Linked DNA regions of Homo sapiens: region 2 is linked to region 1. The links are chromatin loops, found by intact Hi-C in ENCODE. Cell type or tissue: heart left ventricle. All regions are shown on one strand. Links, peaks and the distances in the headings refer to the core of each region. The heading gives the core; the rest is flanking DNA.

What was found. Hi-C counts contacts between places; a loop is a spot of excess contacts. Peaks named below come from ENCODE experiments on the same cell type or tissue, not always from the same donor. Only the 100,000 strongest peaks of a DNase experiment are listed, where the experiment ranks them.
Region 2: it touches region 1 in a loop (2.0-fold over the local background); 4 of 110 quality-filtered maps call a loop at or near these places.

What each region holds. Positions count from the first base shown.
Region 1 is chr21:37,354,510-37,362,851 of GRCh38, reverse strand. No RefSeq gene overlaps it. Among named protein-coding and RNA genes, the nearest start is that of DYRK1A, 8.1 kb to the left of the region's middle. In heart left ventricle, for the core only: no CTCF peak of the experiment used is centred there; a DNase peak (open chromatin) is centred at 4,331.
Region 2 is chr21:37,299,891-37,308,232 of GRCh38, reverse strand. No RefSeq gene overlaps it. Among named protein-coding and RNA genes, the nearest start is that of VPS26C, 37 kb to the right of the region's middle. In heart left ventricle, for the core only: no CTCF peak of the experiment used is centred there; no DNase peak of the experiment used is centred there.

The sequences.
Region 1 (8,342 bases), core at 229-8,228:
AGATAGGGTCTCACTCCGTTGCCCAGGCTGGAGTGCAGTGGCAAGATTACAGTTCACAGCAGCTTCCACCTCCCAGGCTCAAGCAATCCTCCCCACCTCAGTCTCCTGGGTAGCCGAGACTACAAGCGCATGCCACCACGCCTGGGTAACTTTTTGTATTTTTTGTAGAGATGAGGTTTTTCTGTGTCAACCAGGCTGGTTTCAAATTCCTAGACTCAAGCCATCCTGCCTCCTCAGCCTCCCAAAGTGCTGGGGTAACAGGTGTGAGCCACCACGCCTGGCCGAGGAGTTAATTCTTAATTCTTTGTACCTAAGGTCCAAAAACAAAATGTAACAGTCATGCATGGTCATTACAGACGATTTTACAATATGGAAAACAATGAAGAGGGAATGATTACTCGTAGATATCACCCAGGAAAAAAAAAAAAAAAACCTTATTGGTATTTTCATATTAGCATATGTCCTTCCAGATTTTCTTAGGGAGACATGAGTACATTCACCCACATACAACACTGCAGATATGTTTCATGCCGTTTTTACTTACAATTATACTATGAGCACATTTTAGTGTTAATCAACTGAAATTTAGATAATCATTTTAACAGCTACTAGTATTCCATCAGTTGAATAGGCCATAATTTGTTTACCTGCTCCTCTATTTTTTAAGGAAGTTTTTCCTTTTTGTTGTTGTTGTTACTACAGATAAAGTTGTATAAACATGTCCTACATCCATTTTACACACCTGTCCAATTATCTCCTTCAGATAAAAGTATGCGTCCTTAAAAAGCTTTTGATTCATGTTACCAAAATATTCCTCAGAAGTGATTCCACCAATATGCACTCCCTAAAAGTAATGTGTGACAATGGCTTTTTCCTACACCCTGCCACACCCTCTTATTTTTATTTGCATTTATTTGGACATTTTGTGACTTTTTAAAAATATGTTTGTTGTGTATTTGTGCCCTGCCTGTGTATATCTATCTGATGCCTATTTGGGAAAGCAGAGAAGTATTTGGGGTTTTTGGTTTTTTGTTTGTGGTTTGTTTTGGTTTTGTTGTTGTTGTTTTAGACAGAGTCTCCCTCTGTGGCCCAGGCTGGAGTGCAGTGGTGTGATCTCAGCTCACTGGAACCTCCGCCTCCCAGGTTCAAGAGATTCTCCTGCCTCAGCCTCCCGAGTAGCTGGGACTACAGGCGCCCGCCATCATGCCCGGCTAATTTTTGTATTTTTAGTAGAAACGGGGTTTCACCCATGTTGGCCAGGATGGTCTCGATCTCTTGACCTCATGATCTGCCTGCCTCAGCCTCCCAAAGTGCTGGGATTACAGGCGTGTGCCATCACGCCCAGCCTTTTTTTTTTTAATTGATTTCTTTTTTGAGATTTTACTGTAAAAAGAAACAGGAAGAAAAAAAAAGAAAAATGGAAGGCCATGGGATGCTGTTAGATTGATACATGAATGTCACCCCAGTCAATGTGTCTGTGGCCATCTTCATTCTCCTAGCCATCTCCCAAGTAGGGCTAGCCCGACGCCTTTCTTGCTCTCACTGTCCTTCCCCCCCCCTTTTTTTTTTTTGAGACAGAGTTTTGCTCTTTTTGCCTAGGGTGGACTGCAATGGTGCGATCTAGACTCACTGCAACCTCCACCTCCCGGGTTCAAATGATTTTCCTGCCTCAGCCTCCCAAGTAGCTGGGGTTACAGGCATGCACCACTACGCCTGGCTAGTTTTGTATTTTTAGTAAAGATGGGGTTTCACCATGTTGGCAAAGCTGGTCTCAAACTCCTGACCTCAGGTAATCCACCCGCCATGGCCTCCCAAAGTGCTGGGATTACAGGCATGAGCCACGGCTCCTGGCCTCCTTCCTCCTCTTAACCAGACACCTGCAACCAAGGACTCTCTCCCAGAATCTTAAGGTTACAAAGTTGTTTATGTCAAGATGTGGTTCTCATGGTGCCATTAAAAAAGAGAGAGAGAGAGAGAGAGGACAATATTCATTGCCTTCCTTATCATGTAAGCATGTTTACCAATATTATTTTATGAATTGCCATTAACATTTTCTTTTCTTGTGACATTAAGATAAAGCTTAAATAGTAAATATGTAATTATTAAAGTGTGTATTCCACAGTTTCAGAATATCTTGAAATCATATTTTGCGGCCGGGCCTGGTGGTTCACGCCTGTAATCCCAGCACTTTCGGAGGCCGAGGCAGCCGGATTGAGGTCAGGAGTTCGAGACCAGCCTGGCCAACATGGTGAAACCCTGTCTCTGCTAAAAATACAAAAATTAGCCAGGTGTCATGGCAGGTGCCTGTAGTCCCAGCTACTCCGGAGGCTGAGGCAAGAGAATCGCTTGAACCTAGAAGGCAGAAGTTGCAATGAACCAGCATGGCGCCACTGCACTCCAGCCTGGGCAACAGAGTGAGGCTCCGTCTCAAAAAAAAAAGAAAATCGTATTTTGCAACATTTTGGCAAGACTTGAAAAGAAATCCACTTTTGTATATTGATTCATACGTATATATTAGCTTCCTCAAAATTAACAGGTTGAGGAAAATGCCCTAATGAAACTGTGAAAAACAATTAAGTAATGGAATTTAAAATTAGGCAGGAGGCACAGAGTTCTACAAAGATAACTTTCTGCATTGGCTCATTAGCTCAATAGTTCCTGAGAGTTTTGGCTTATTTTCCTGGCTTTTTAATCTAAGTATGTAGTGAACATCTTTTAATATTTCTACAGTATTTATTGATCTGCACACTTACTGCTATCATTTTCAACATTTTTCCTATTTTTGCTTCAATTCAATGCAAAATATGTTTATAGTTGTTATAGCATTAGTACTATTTTGTTATATTGTATTTCCATGTCTGTTTCTAAACTAGAAGTGCTTTTAGGGCAAGCATCCTGTATTTTCATCTTTGTGTCACAAGCACCATATCTGGAATATTATAAATACTGTTTGATTTAGTTTGGTTTGGTTAGGATTGGAGTTTTTTGTTTGGTTGGTTGGTTTTTGGTTTTTTTTTTTTTTTTTTTTTTTGAGACAGGATCTTACTCTGTCACCCAGGCCAGAGTACAGTAGCACAAGCATGCCTCACTGCAGCCTCGACATCCTAGGCTCAAGCAATCCTTTCACCTCAGTCTCGTGAGTACCTAGGACTACAGGTATGCCTCACCATGTCCAGCTAATTTTTTTATTTTTTTTTGTAGAGATGGGGGTCTCCCCATGTTGCCCAGGCTGGTCTCAAACTCCTAGGCTCAAGCTATCCTCCCACCTCAGCCTCCCAAAGTGTTGAGATTACAGGCATGAAGCACCACACCTAGCCATGACCATTTGTTTTCTTATTTATTTATTTATTTATTGAGATGGAGTCTTGCTCTGTCTCCCAGGCTGGAGCAGTGGCATGATCTCAGCTCACTGCAACCTCCGCCTCCCAGGTTCCAGCAGTTCTTCTACCTCAGCCTCCCGAGTAGCTGGGATTACAGGCATGCGCCACTACCCCCAGCTAATTTTTGTATTATTGTTAGAGATGAGGTTTCACCATGTTGGCCAGACTGGTCTTGAACTTCTGACCTCAGGTGATCCACCTGCCTCGGCTTCCCAAAGTGTTGGGATTACAGGCATGAGCCACTGTGCCTGGCCTGTTTGTTTTCAAGATAAAAAATAATCAAGTACATGGTTGAAACATCCAAACAGAACAGAAAAGAGTCAAATAAACAGTCCAAGCCTCCCACCAGCCTCCCGGACTCCTTTGTCCTTCACCCGGTTCCTCAAGGCTTCATGGGACTCTACAGTTGGGTATCACATCATTGCCCACTGAAAAGCTTAGAGGACTTTAAGCTTTTGTTTTGGGGATAACATTCTTACATGTTAGTTTGGTGCCAAATCCCTTCATGATCTGACCTCTCAGGCCTTCTCTGCTCAGGGTCCACCACTTTACACTCCCAGAACACAACCCATTCTTTCTCATCTCCTCTGCTGTCTCCAGGAAAGCCTCATTCCCTTGTCAAGTCACTTATCACTGTATTTTCACGGTAGGTTTCTTCTTCCATGCACTAGGAGAAAAGGGAACCCTCCAGGGGTACAAACCTAGCTCCCTGGGAATTTTTATTCTCAGTGCTTCGCCCAGTGCCTGGTATCTACTGATCACCAAATGAATGTTTTTGCAAGAACAGAGTCACCAGAGAATTGCAAAACAGCACGGGCAGGATGGAGTAGGCAAGCAATTAAATCCAGGAAATGGTTAAAAGCAAGAGAACTACACTTCACTCTGGAGTTGAAAGAGGGACCATCTGCATCCGGCCTTCCTCTCGCTCCCAGCTTGGACGCTGGCTTCCTGAAGATAGGGAGGGCTGTTCGGTGGGAGGGCTGTCAGCCCCACAGATGGCTGAGGTGGCGTTAGTGGAGTGCTGGATGAGGGTGCCTTTTGGATGGGGTAGGTCATGGCACAGAGACCTTCTGATTTGCTTTTGCTAGAAAGGCTGGGTGGGAAGGGACACCTCAGCAGGGGCAGAAGGGAGCTGGTTTCCTGAGGGTGGTGACAGCCCACTCCTGTAGCCAAAAGGGGACCTCCACATTTCCTTCTAGCTTGTCTAGCCCAGAAGAACTGGGGTGGAGCCCAGGGTTCAGGGTAGATGCTGGAAACAGGAACACATTCGTGGACTACGAACTTTGCAGCTGCACAGGTAGAGTGGAGGATGGAAGCCCAGCTTTCCAGGGTCCTGAGTTGACAGAATGGAAGGCATCTGTGAGACATAGGGCTAATGTGGGAAGTACCTTCATTCACGGGTCTCAGACCACCAGGGAAGGAGGCCCGCCCTGAGCAGAAGGCAAGCAGAGACATCATAGACTCACACATAGATGCTGGAGTTGAGGGGAGCCCAATCGTTACCTATCATAAACTCTAATCATCCAGTGGCTGCTGTGGGAAAGAAAGGGAATGGAATTTCCATGCAGGAAAACTTACCTGACAACACTGACATTTTGTTCACATTAGTCATTGGAGACATTTTCATTTTATTGTAATGAAGCAGGGCACAGACAATGTCTTGCAAGTCTGGATGTTTTAGAAGGGATTGGTGAGCTTGATAATAATAATAATAGCAACTGGAAACAAGAGTTCTCTGTTGGGACAGAGAACATGGGGGATTCTCAACTACCTCCTTGCCGCAGGAACTGGGGTAGTGTACTTACCCTCTCTGAATTTGTTTCCTCATCCTTTAAGGGAAGTCTTTAATCCTTTGTGAACTATAAATCATTGTGTAAATATTGGGCCCCGATGTAAAGAATAAGAGGATTTGATTCGATTCAAATTTTAACTTTTGAAGCCTTTCCCAAGACCCTTTCCCCTTTCAAAAATAAATGAAAGGCCAGGCGCAGTGGCTCATGCCAGTAATCCCAGCACTTTGGGAGGCCGAGGCGGGTGGATCACTTGAGCCCAGGAATTCGAGACCAGCCTGGCCAACATGGTGAAACCTCGTCTCTACTAAAAATACAAGAATTAGCCAGGCGTGGTGGTGGGCACCTGTAATTCCAGCGACTCAGGAGGCTGAGGCAGGAGAATCGCTTGAACCTGGGAGGCAGAGGTTGCAGTGAGCCGAGATCACACCACTGCACTCCAGTCTGGGCGACAGAGCAAGACTCTATCTCAAATAAATAAATAACATCTTCCGTGTTCTCAAAACACTCAGGTCATTCTGCTGTAAACACATTTAACCCATTATATTCCTGTAAGTTATTATTTTTCTTTGCCTATATTTGAATGTCTTCACCAACCGGTAACTCACTACCTCCTAAAGCTGCCCAGACCTTCTTTGGTCACCCTCAACTACAGGAAATTTGCCTTTGCATTCTGTGAATGGATCTTCTTCCCAGGCTTTCCACCCAGTTTCTAAATCTTCCCATTTGAGACCACATAGACCAAGTCTCACTGTTCTTTCAAATGACAACCTTCAAACATTTGAAGCAAGCTGTGACTTTCCCAGGCTAAACACGTTTTCTTCTCTCACTTGCTCATCCAGTATGTTTCCCCAGACCAGCCCCCACCCTCGTATGACTCCTGTTGATAACATCACTAAGTGAAACCTTGGAAACAACCTAAGTGTCCAGCGGTGGAGCCTCAATTTTAAAATATAGCTCATCGACTTGTGGAAATAGAACACAAAATGAAGAATATTTCACAACATGAGAAAAATGATTACAGCAGTTAGTATACTTTGCATGACTTCAACTTTATAATAAACAATGTATATAATAAAAAATTTTTGTAACATTTATCTCTGGAGGGTACAATCACAGGTGATAATTTGTCTTCTTTGTGCTTGTTTTTCAAATTTTGTATAATCAACTACTGGTAATCAGGAGAAAAAATAGACCCCGTGTCCCTGTAATTTTTACCTAATGACCTGAGACCTTAATTTTTAGAATATCACAAAATAGGCTTCTTCCTACTTCTCATTTCAGAAATTAATATGTGTAGCAAATAGCCTCAGAGTACCAGGAGCCCAGTGGGCACTCAATAAATATTTGTTTTCTTCTTTACTTGCCTAAGTACTTGAAAAGCACTCTCGCATCCTTCCATCTCATTAAACCTTCTCTCAGCTGCTTCCTATGGCTTGATTTCTACTCCGTATTACAAAGGACATTTGCTGTATGTTTCACTTTGGGCTTTTTAAAATTATTATTATTATTTGAGACAGGATTTAGCTTTGTCCCCCCCGGCTGGAATGCAGTGGCACGATCATGGCTTACTGCAGCCTTAACCTCCTGGGCTCAATCTATCCTCCCATCTCACCCTGCCAAGTAGCTGGGACCACAGGTGCTCATCACCACATCCAGTTAAATTTTGTATTTTTTGTAGAGATGGGGTTTCACCGCATTGGCCAGGCTGGTCTTGAATTCCAGGCTTCAAATGATCCATCTGCTTCTATCTCCCAAAGTGCTGGGATTACAGGCGTGCCCCACCACACCTGGCTTGTCTGGGCTATTAATCAGAGGTCCCTAATAGTTACCAGCTCCAACAGCAAGAGAAAGACACATCCCCTTTAAAGGGACATAAGTATAGAAGGAACAACAGCTTCACCATTTTTGCAGTATTTTTAAGCCAGTAAAATTAAAATAGAATGGCCAGGAGTTAATCCTTCCATCATACGGGTGATGTCCTTATCAGAGCGTAGTCTAGTTTCTGATCCCTGGATCACCAAAGGGACTGACATTATTTGCCTTGGAGAGAGAAAAGCAAGTATCATGTGCCACTCGCAATTTTGCATGTTAAAGGGTTTTCCAAGAAGGAGGTCAAGACAGTGAGAACCAAAACAAATGGAACAAAAAGCCCAGAGGTCTCAACTTGTCACACCAGAGATCACCTTTTCCCAAAACCGGCTGTCTTAGACGGTGCCTTCGTGGATGCAGTCACCATTCTCTCAAACCCCATAACCTGTAAAATCTTTCTACAGTTGAGTCACAGGTTACCTGCAGTGAAGTGCATAGCTATTCATTTATACCACATGCACTCGTTGAGTGTCTGCACTGTGTCAGTTACTCTGATCGGTGCTGGGGATGCAAAGATGGTTGAGATTGGACCCCAGTCCTGAAAACGTCCAAGACCAGTAGGGAAGACCAAATGGGTCAAAGAAACTATAACGTGATAAATTCTGGAGTAAGAAGGAAGAGGCCCCTGAACCCCATCTGGGGGAATCCCAGATCAACGGCCTGAAGTTTTTGTCACTTACCCTCCCAGCTTGTGATAGATCTGGAATGCCTGATAGAGAGTGGGGAGGAGGAAGGAGTTTGTATAAAGGTTCTTTCTCTTTGGGTTAAATTTGGTCTCATTTTTCTAGCATTTTCAGATGGAAATATATATAGCTTTGAACTTTTCTTCCAGTTTATTCATTAAGGCAGTAAATTCCATCTAAGCACTGTTCTGGCTCTGTCCTACACATTTTGATATGTTGTATTTAAACTATTTTTAAATTATTATTTCAATTTAAAATATTTCTTTCTTTCTTTTTTGTGAGACAGAGTCTCGCTCTGTTGCCCAGGCTAGAGTGCAGTGGCGCGATCTCGGCTCACTGCAACCTCCACCTCCCGGGTTCAAGTGATTCTCCTGCCTCAGCCTCCCAAGTAGCTGGGATTACAGGCACGTGCCACCACGCCCTGCCAAGTTTTGTATTTTTAGTAGAGACGGAGTTTCACCATCTTGGCCAGGCTGGTAATTCAAAATATTTCTAACTGTGCTTTTTTCTTTGATATGGGTTATTTAGGAATATGCTGAATAATATTCAAATATTCAAATTAAGATATTAATTTTTGTTACTGATTTCAACTTTAACTCTATCGTTTTTAGAGAATA
Region 2 (8,342 bases), core at 40-8,039, 54 kb after region 1:
GCAAGGTTAAATTAATACTTGAAAATTAATTAATGTAATATACCATATTAATGTAAAAAGGGGAAACAACACAAGATTATCTCAATGATGCAGAAAAAGCATTTAACAAAATCTAACACACTTTGATGATAAAAAAAACAATCAGCAAACTAAGAATAGCGGGGAACTTCCTCAACCTGATAAGGGTATCAATGAAAAACTCAAAGCCAATGTCATACCTAACAGTGAAAAATGGAATACTTTCCCCCTAGATAAGGAACAACACAAGAATCGTTCCTCTTGCCATTCTATTCAACATTGTATTGGAGGTTGTAGTCAGACCAATTAGGCAACAAACAGAAATAAAAGGCATCAGAAAGGAAGAAGAATAAATATTTTTATTTGCAAAAATATCAAATATTTCTTACATATCAAAAATTCTAAGAAATTCACCAAAACTAATAAATGAATTCAGCAAAATTACAGGATAGAACATCAATATACAAAAAAGCAATTGAGTTTCTATATACTAGTAAAGAACAATCTAAATTAAAAATTAAATTTCTGAATTAAAATTAAGAAAAACATTTATTTACTTTAGCATCAAAAGAAATAAAACACTAGAAAAAAAATTTAACCAAAGAAAGATTACACTTGTACACTGAAAACTAGAAAATATCATTGGAAAAAATTAGAGAAGTCATCTACAAATGGAAATATTTCCCAGTTTCATTGATTGAGAGATTTAATATTAAGATAGCAATACTCCCCAAGCTGATCTAAGATTGAATGTGATCTCTATCCAAATCCTAGCTTCCTCTGTCTTTTTTATTGAAATTGATCAGCTGATCCTAAAATGCATATGGAAATGCAAGAGACTCAGAATAACTAAAAAAATTTCACAAAAGAACAAAGAATAGTTTTTTCAACAAACAGTGCTGGGACTGTGGATATCCATATGCAGAAGAATGAAGTTATAGTCCTACCTCACACTATATATAAAAATTAACTAAAAATGATTGAAAAACTAAATTTAGGAGCTAAATTATAAAACTTTTAGAAAAAATATAGAAGTAAAACTTTATGACTTTGGATTTGGTAATGATTATTAGATACGCTACCAAAAGCAAAAGCAACAAAAGAAAAAATAGAAATAAATTGAACTTCATCAAAATTAAGATCTTTTGTGCTTCCAAACACATTGTCAAGAAAGTCAAAAGATAACACACAGAATGAGGGGAAAACATGCATATTACATATCTGATAGAAGGGCTGTATATACAATGTGTAAATAAGTCTTACAACTCAATAATAAAAGATAAATAACCCAATTTTTAATGGGCAAAGGACTTTGATAAACATTTCTCCAAAGAAAATACACAAAAGGTCAGTGAGCATATGAAAACATATACAACATCATTAGTTATTAGGGAAATGCAAATCAGAACACAATTAGATACCACTTGACATCATTGGATGGACATCATTAAAAAGTGAGGTAATTACAAAACAGTTGGCTGGCATGGCAGCGTGTGCCTATAGTCCCAGCAACTTGGGAGGCTGAGAGGGGAAGATCGCTTGAACCCGGGAGGTGAAGGTTGCAGTGAGCCAAGATGGCACCACTGCACTCCAGCCTGGGCAATAGAGTGAGACCCTGTCCTTCTGCCCCACCACCAAAAAAAAAAAAAAAAAAAAAAAAAGGTAATAAATGTTGGCTAGGACATGGAGAAATTGGAACATGGGAATATAAAGTAGTGTAGCTGCTTTGAAAAACAGTCTGAGTCTGACAGTTCCTCAAAAAGTTAAACGTATATTTTACAAAATGAGTTAGTAATTCTACTCCTAGGTTGACATCCAAGAGAGTGGAAAACATGTCCATACAAAAACTTGTGTACAAATGTTTATAGCAGTGTTATTTATCACAGCCAAAAGATAGAAACCACTCAAATGTCCATCAACCGATGAGTGGATAAACAAAATATGGCTATATCCATGCAATGGAATATTGTTTGTCCACAAAAAGGAATGAAGTACTGATACATGCCACAACATGGGTGAAACTTGAAAAGATTATGCTAAGTGAAAGAAGCCTGTCAGTCAAAAAGGCCACATATGTATGATTCCATTTACATAAAATGCTCAGAACTGACAAATCCAAGCAGACAGAAAGCTGCTCTGTGGTGGCCAGAGGCTGGGGAGAAAAGGGATTGAGGAGTGACTGCTAAGGAATACAAAGTTTCCCTCTGGGGACGATAAAAAGGTTCTGGAATTAAATAGTAGCAAGACTTGCATAACTTTGTGACTATACACTGAATTTATGCTTTAAAGGGGTAAATTTTATGGTATATGAGTTATAATGCAGTTTTTTTTTTCTTTGAAACAGGCTGGAATGCAGTGGTGCCGTCATGGCTCACTGCAGCCTCAACCTCCCAGGCTCAAGTGATCCTCCCACCTGAGCCTCCTGAGTAGCTGGGACTATAGGTGAGTGCCACCACACTCGGCTTATTTTTAAATTATTTTGTAGAGACGGGGTGTCACTGTGTTGCCCAGGCTGGTCTCAAACGCCTGGACTCAAGTGATCCTCCTGTCTCAGCCTCCCAAAGTGCTGGGATTACAGGCATGAGCCACCGACCCTGGCCCCAACAAAAATTTTTTTAAAGAAAAATATACCTTCTGGTAATTCTGTGTTCTTATGGTGATCCTTATTTATAGAAGTCAGGGGTATGGAGAAGCAGGTGGTTTCTCTGAACTATTTACCTAAGTCAGTTTCCACTGAGATAAGCACATTCCAAGTGTCCCTTAAAAAGTTTTTGGGGAGGGATTACAAAAGGACAAAGGGACATTTTTAGGAGTGATGGATATGTTCATTGTATTGATTGTGTGATGGCTTCATAGATACATACTTATGTTAAAACTCATTTTGTAAACGTTAAGTATTTGCAGCTTATTTTATATCCATTATGTCTCAATAAAGCTATGGGGGGCTGGGTGGGGGGGAGAAGGAGAAAGTATCCCCTATAGAAGGGACACTCAACAGCCAAGTTCACATGAGCCAGTCTTTCTCACTGGCTGCTAGGGAACTGGCATGACAGGTGTCTTAGTCAGTTCAGCTGCAACAAATTCATATGGACTGGGTGGCTTAAACAACAGTAATTTACTTCTCACAGTTATGGAAGCTGGGAAGGCCAAGGTCAAGGTGCTGGCCAATTTGCTTCTCTTCCTGGTTTGCAGAATGCAGTTGTTTCATTGTTTCCTCACATGGTGAAGAGAGAGAGAGAATGGAAGCTCTCTCCTGTCTCTTACAAAGGCACCAATTACATTCAGGAGGGCTCCCCCACCACGAGCCAATCACTGGCCAAAGGCCTCAACTCCTAATACCATCGCACTGGAGATCAGGCTTTCACACATGAATCTAAGGACACAAGCTTCAGTCCATAGCAAGGAGAACTGAATAGGATTCCCCTTGGCATATATGGAGGCTACGGGAGGAGCAACAGCGTGGACTCCCACTTACCAAGGCCAATCTAGCTACTGCCGCTTCTAAATGTCCAACTGCCAGCAACAGAGACCGATGTCGAGCTCCCGATAAGACAGTGTTCCTCAACGAGACCAACCAATCCCTTGGTAGCACCTGTCTACACTGAGCCCCTTCCATGCCAAATGATCCTTCCACACACGCACCAAGTCTATTCTGGATTTATCTTTCCTGCACACACCACTCTCTGGGGGTTCACAGAATGCCTAATCCACAGACAAGGAATCCTATATGACATAGAAGTGACCAGGTACCCATTTCAGAGCCAAGAAGGTACAGAGTGGGCCTGTGACCCTGGGGTCCAATGATAGAACCACATACCACCCCATGTAGATGCAGTCGGCTTGACAGAAAATTGCAATGGCTCCTCGAAGACACAGCTGATACAATGACTGGAAGGACAGCCTCTGTGTCACTGTTCAAGGTGTAGACAAGCAGCAAATTTCATACACAGCCAGTAGGAGCAGAAGTCCCTTTACAGAACAATTTGTGTCAATAGGTGGTAAAGCTCATTATCCAGCCCTCTCAGCTCCTGTGCATATTCTACAGAGATGTTAGCTTAAGTGCAGAATGAGAGGTGCCCAAGAACGTTTTTGCAACATTGGTGGCAATAATAAAATATGATAAACAACTTAAAGACCCATTAACAGGAGAATGGATCATAAGAGCACAGAACATTTACACAGTGGAATACCCTGCAGTCACCTGTAATCCCAGCACTTTGGGAGGCTGAGGTGGGTGGATCACCTGAGGTCAGGAGTTCGAGACCAGCCTGGCCAACATGGTGAAACTCCATCTCTACTAAAAATACAAAAAGTAGTCAGGTGTGGTGGAACACACCTGTAGTCCCAGCTACTCGGGAGGCTGAGGGAGGAGAATTGCTTGAACCTGGGAAGCAGAGGTTGCAGTGAGCTGAGTTTGTGCCACTGCACTCCAGCTTGGGCAACAGAGTGAGACTCTGTCTCAAAAAAAAAAAAAAGCATGAACTAGAACAATACATCAGCTGGATGTGGTGGCTCACAGCTGTAATTCCAGCACTTTGGGAAGCCAAGGAAGGAGGACTGCTTGTGCCCAGGAGGTTAAGAACACCCTGGGCAACATAGTGAGACTCTGTCCCTACAAAAAAAAAAGGAAAAGAAAAAAGAAAAATTTACCCAGGCATAGTGGTTCATGCCTATAGTCCCAGCTTCAGGAGGCCAAGGTGGGAGGATGGATTGAGCCCAGGAGTTCGAGGCTGCAGTGAGCTATAATTGCACCACTTCACTACAGCATAAGCTACAGAGCAAGATCCTGTCTCAAACAAAACAAAACAAAACAAAACAAAATGTCAATATGGATATATCTTTTTTTTTTTTTTTGAAACGGAGTCTCAATCCGTAGCCAGGCTGAAGTGCAGTGGCATGATCTTGGCTCACTGCAACCTCCGCCTCCCGGGTTCAAGTGATTCTCCTGCCTCAGCCTCCCGAGTAGCTGGAACTACAGGTGCACTCCACCAGGCCCAGCTAATTTTTTTTGTACTTTTAGTAGAGACAGGGTTTCACCATGTTGGCCAGGATGGTCTCGATCTCTAGACCTCGTGATCCACCCGCCTCCCAAAGTGCTGGGATTACAGGCATGAGCCACCATGCCCAGCCCGATATGAATATATCTTGAAAACATCATAATACACAGAAAAAAATAAGCTGCAGAGTAATATAGCATTTGTTTTAAATTTGTGAACATTAAAACCAATGTTACATATCCCCTATGGGTTCATACACTTAGAGCAATTATATAACAACACACATGGGGAGCGTAATCATCAAATTCAGAATAGTTCTTGCCTCTGGGAGATAGAAAGATGCATTTGACGTGAGAGGGGTACACAGGTGCCTTCCACTATGATCTCGAAAAAATGATCTAAAGCAAGTATGGACTGGGCATGGTGGCTCCTGTAATGCCAGCACTCTGGGAGGACAAGGCGGATGGATCACTTGAGGCCAGGAGTTTGAGACCAGCCTGGCCAACAAGGTAAAACCCTGTCTCTACTAAAAATGAAAAAAATTAGCTGGGCGTGGTGTTGTGCACCTGTAATCCCAGCTACTTGGAAGGCTGAGGCATGAGAATCGCTTGAGCCTGGGAGGTGGAAGTTGCAGTGAGCTGAGATCACACCACTGCACTCCAGCCTGGGCAATGGAACGAGACTCTGTCTCAAATAAAAAAAAAAAATAGTGTTTCGATTACAGGCATGAGCCACAGTACCTGGCCTAATAATTGATATTATAGTAGTTTGTTTCATAGTCAGGCACATCTACAGAGATATAATCCATAGAAGAAATTGTGGTTTGAAAGGCCTTTGCATTTTTCTTTAAAATATTTTAAATGATGCATTATTTCAAAATCTGAAATGTACAATTTAACTAAAATTTAGCTTGGGTTTGGAATGTAGTGATGAGAGGCCTGCTCTAGGTTTTACTTCTGGTTAATATTATTCTCTCGGAAAAAATAATGTCAACTATTAATTGGTCCATGACTTAGCTAGAATATTATTTGCTTTATTTTTTGTTTAGTGTAAATATTTTATTTCAACAAAAACTTGTTTTCTTGAGGCAGGATCTTACTCTATCACTCAGGCTGGAATGCAATGGCACTATGATGGCTCACTGCAGCCTCCATCTCCCCAGCTCAAGGGATCCTCCCACATCAGCCTCCCAGGTACCTGAGTGCCACCACACCCAGCTACTTTTTTGTATTTTTTGTAGAGACAGGGTTTCACCATATTGCCCAGGCTGGTCTTGAACTCTTGAGGTCAAGCAATCCTCCTACTTCGGCCTCCCAAAGTGTTGGGATTACAGGCATGAGCCACTGTACCTGGCCAACAGAAACATTTTAAAATACCGCCCTTGTAACTTTAAACCTTTAGTCTCATTCAGCTCATGAATACGTGGAGATGTGATGACGAGGGGTACCTGGCTCCTGAGTGGAGAAACACGGTTTTATTTTTGGTCTCAATGTGTCTTAATGAAAAGTGTTCTTACAATGAACTCTTGTTTCCATGAAGTAGAGAGTGAGTCTTTTATTGTTGGACCCAAAGGGCCAATAACTTAGAGAGTAGGATGCATTTCTCTGAATACACATATATTATAAAAGCAGAAGGCTACAGTGGAAAGATCAGTTAAAAGATGACCAGGCACGGTGGCTCATGCCTGTAATCCCAGCTCTTTAGGAGACCAAGGCAAGTGGATCATTTGAAGTCAGGAGTTCGAGACCAACATGACCAACATGGTGAAACCCCGTCTCTATATTAAAATACAAAAATTAGCCACATGTGGTGGTGGGCGCCTGTAATCTCAGCTACTCAGGAGGCTGAGGCAGGAGAATCGCTTAAACCGAGGAGGAGAAAGTTGCAGTGAGCCAAGATGGTGCCACTGCACTCCAGCCTGTGCAACAGAGCGAAGATTGCCTCTCAAAAAATATAATGACAATAAAAAAGAAAGAGAAATATTGCAAAGTACAAGTGAAGTATGCAAGCACCTCCACTGCAGACATTATGGAGTAGATGGAAAGAAGGGGGAAATGAAAAGGGACAGACATTCAGACATGAACAGAGTGGTTGGGGACTCCTGGTCTCAGAGCTGGGCCCCCAAGTGTGTCCACACTATGAGATTAACCACAGAATTAGACAGCGACGGGGCATTCGAGTAGCAGGCCCCCTTGAGTCCTCATACAGAAAACAGAACTTGGCCTCCTTGAAAACGGGGCGAGCGTAAGGGTACAATGGACAGTCACAACTTTAAAGGAAAACTTGTATTATGAATGATTTCTCCCGAAATCCAAACCCCTACAAAAGACCACTCTTAACCATAATGAATTTATAAAAAAGTGAATACAGATGCTCTTGAATATCCAACAAGCATCGGCCACCTCCTACCTCCCACTCGCTCCTCTAAATTAGAAGGTATGCATAGATACATTGAGTTTTTTATAGCTGCTGGAGAACTCCCAAAATGCTTTACTTTCGACACATATGCTTTCAACCTATTAGGAAAATGTTCTAGTTGGAGGCAATGCTTCTTACCCTTAAATCTACCAAATAACTTTTAATACAATCTACAAAGTATATAGTTAAATGTGCCTTTTATTAATTTAAAAGCAAGCCATAGAGCTTAGCATATTTCTTTTTGGATTGCATCATCAGAGATGTATTGAACACGAAGCCCAAGTTCCTATTTTCCTCTAAGGGAAAGAGGGACATTTCCCCATATGTTTTTGTTCACACACCTGTACACTCACAGTACCACACCCAGTCCCATTAGGGGTAGCTGCCTTTGGAGCCACACTTAGATCTCCCATTTAAAAAGCTTCTTCTCACTTTGGAAGGCTGGTGGTTTTGTGATATTTCATAGGTATACCCCTAAATCAGCATTTTTTAAAACTTCTCACTATGGACAATTTGAAACATACACAGAAGAAGACAGACTTGGGCAATGAACCCTCGTCACCCAGATTCAATAATTATCAGCTCAAGGTCGACCTTGTTTCATTTACATCCTCACCCACTTCCTGTCCTCTGGCATTGTTTTTTTTGTTTGTTAGTTTGTTTTTGTTTGTTTGTTTTTGAGATGGAGTCTCGCTGTGTTGCCCAGGCTGGAGTACAATGGCGTGATCTCAGCTCACTGCAACCTCCGCCTCCCGGGATCAAACAATTCTGCTGCCTCAGCCTCCCAGGTAGCTGGGATTACAGGCATGCACCACCACGCATGGCTAATTTTGTCTTTTTAGTAGAGACAGGGTTTCACCATGTTGGTCAGGCTGGTCTTGAATTCCTGAAGTCAAGTGATCTGCCCAC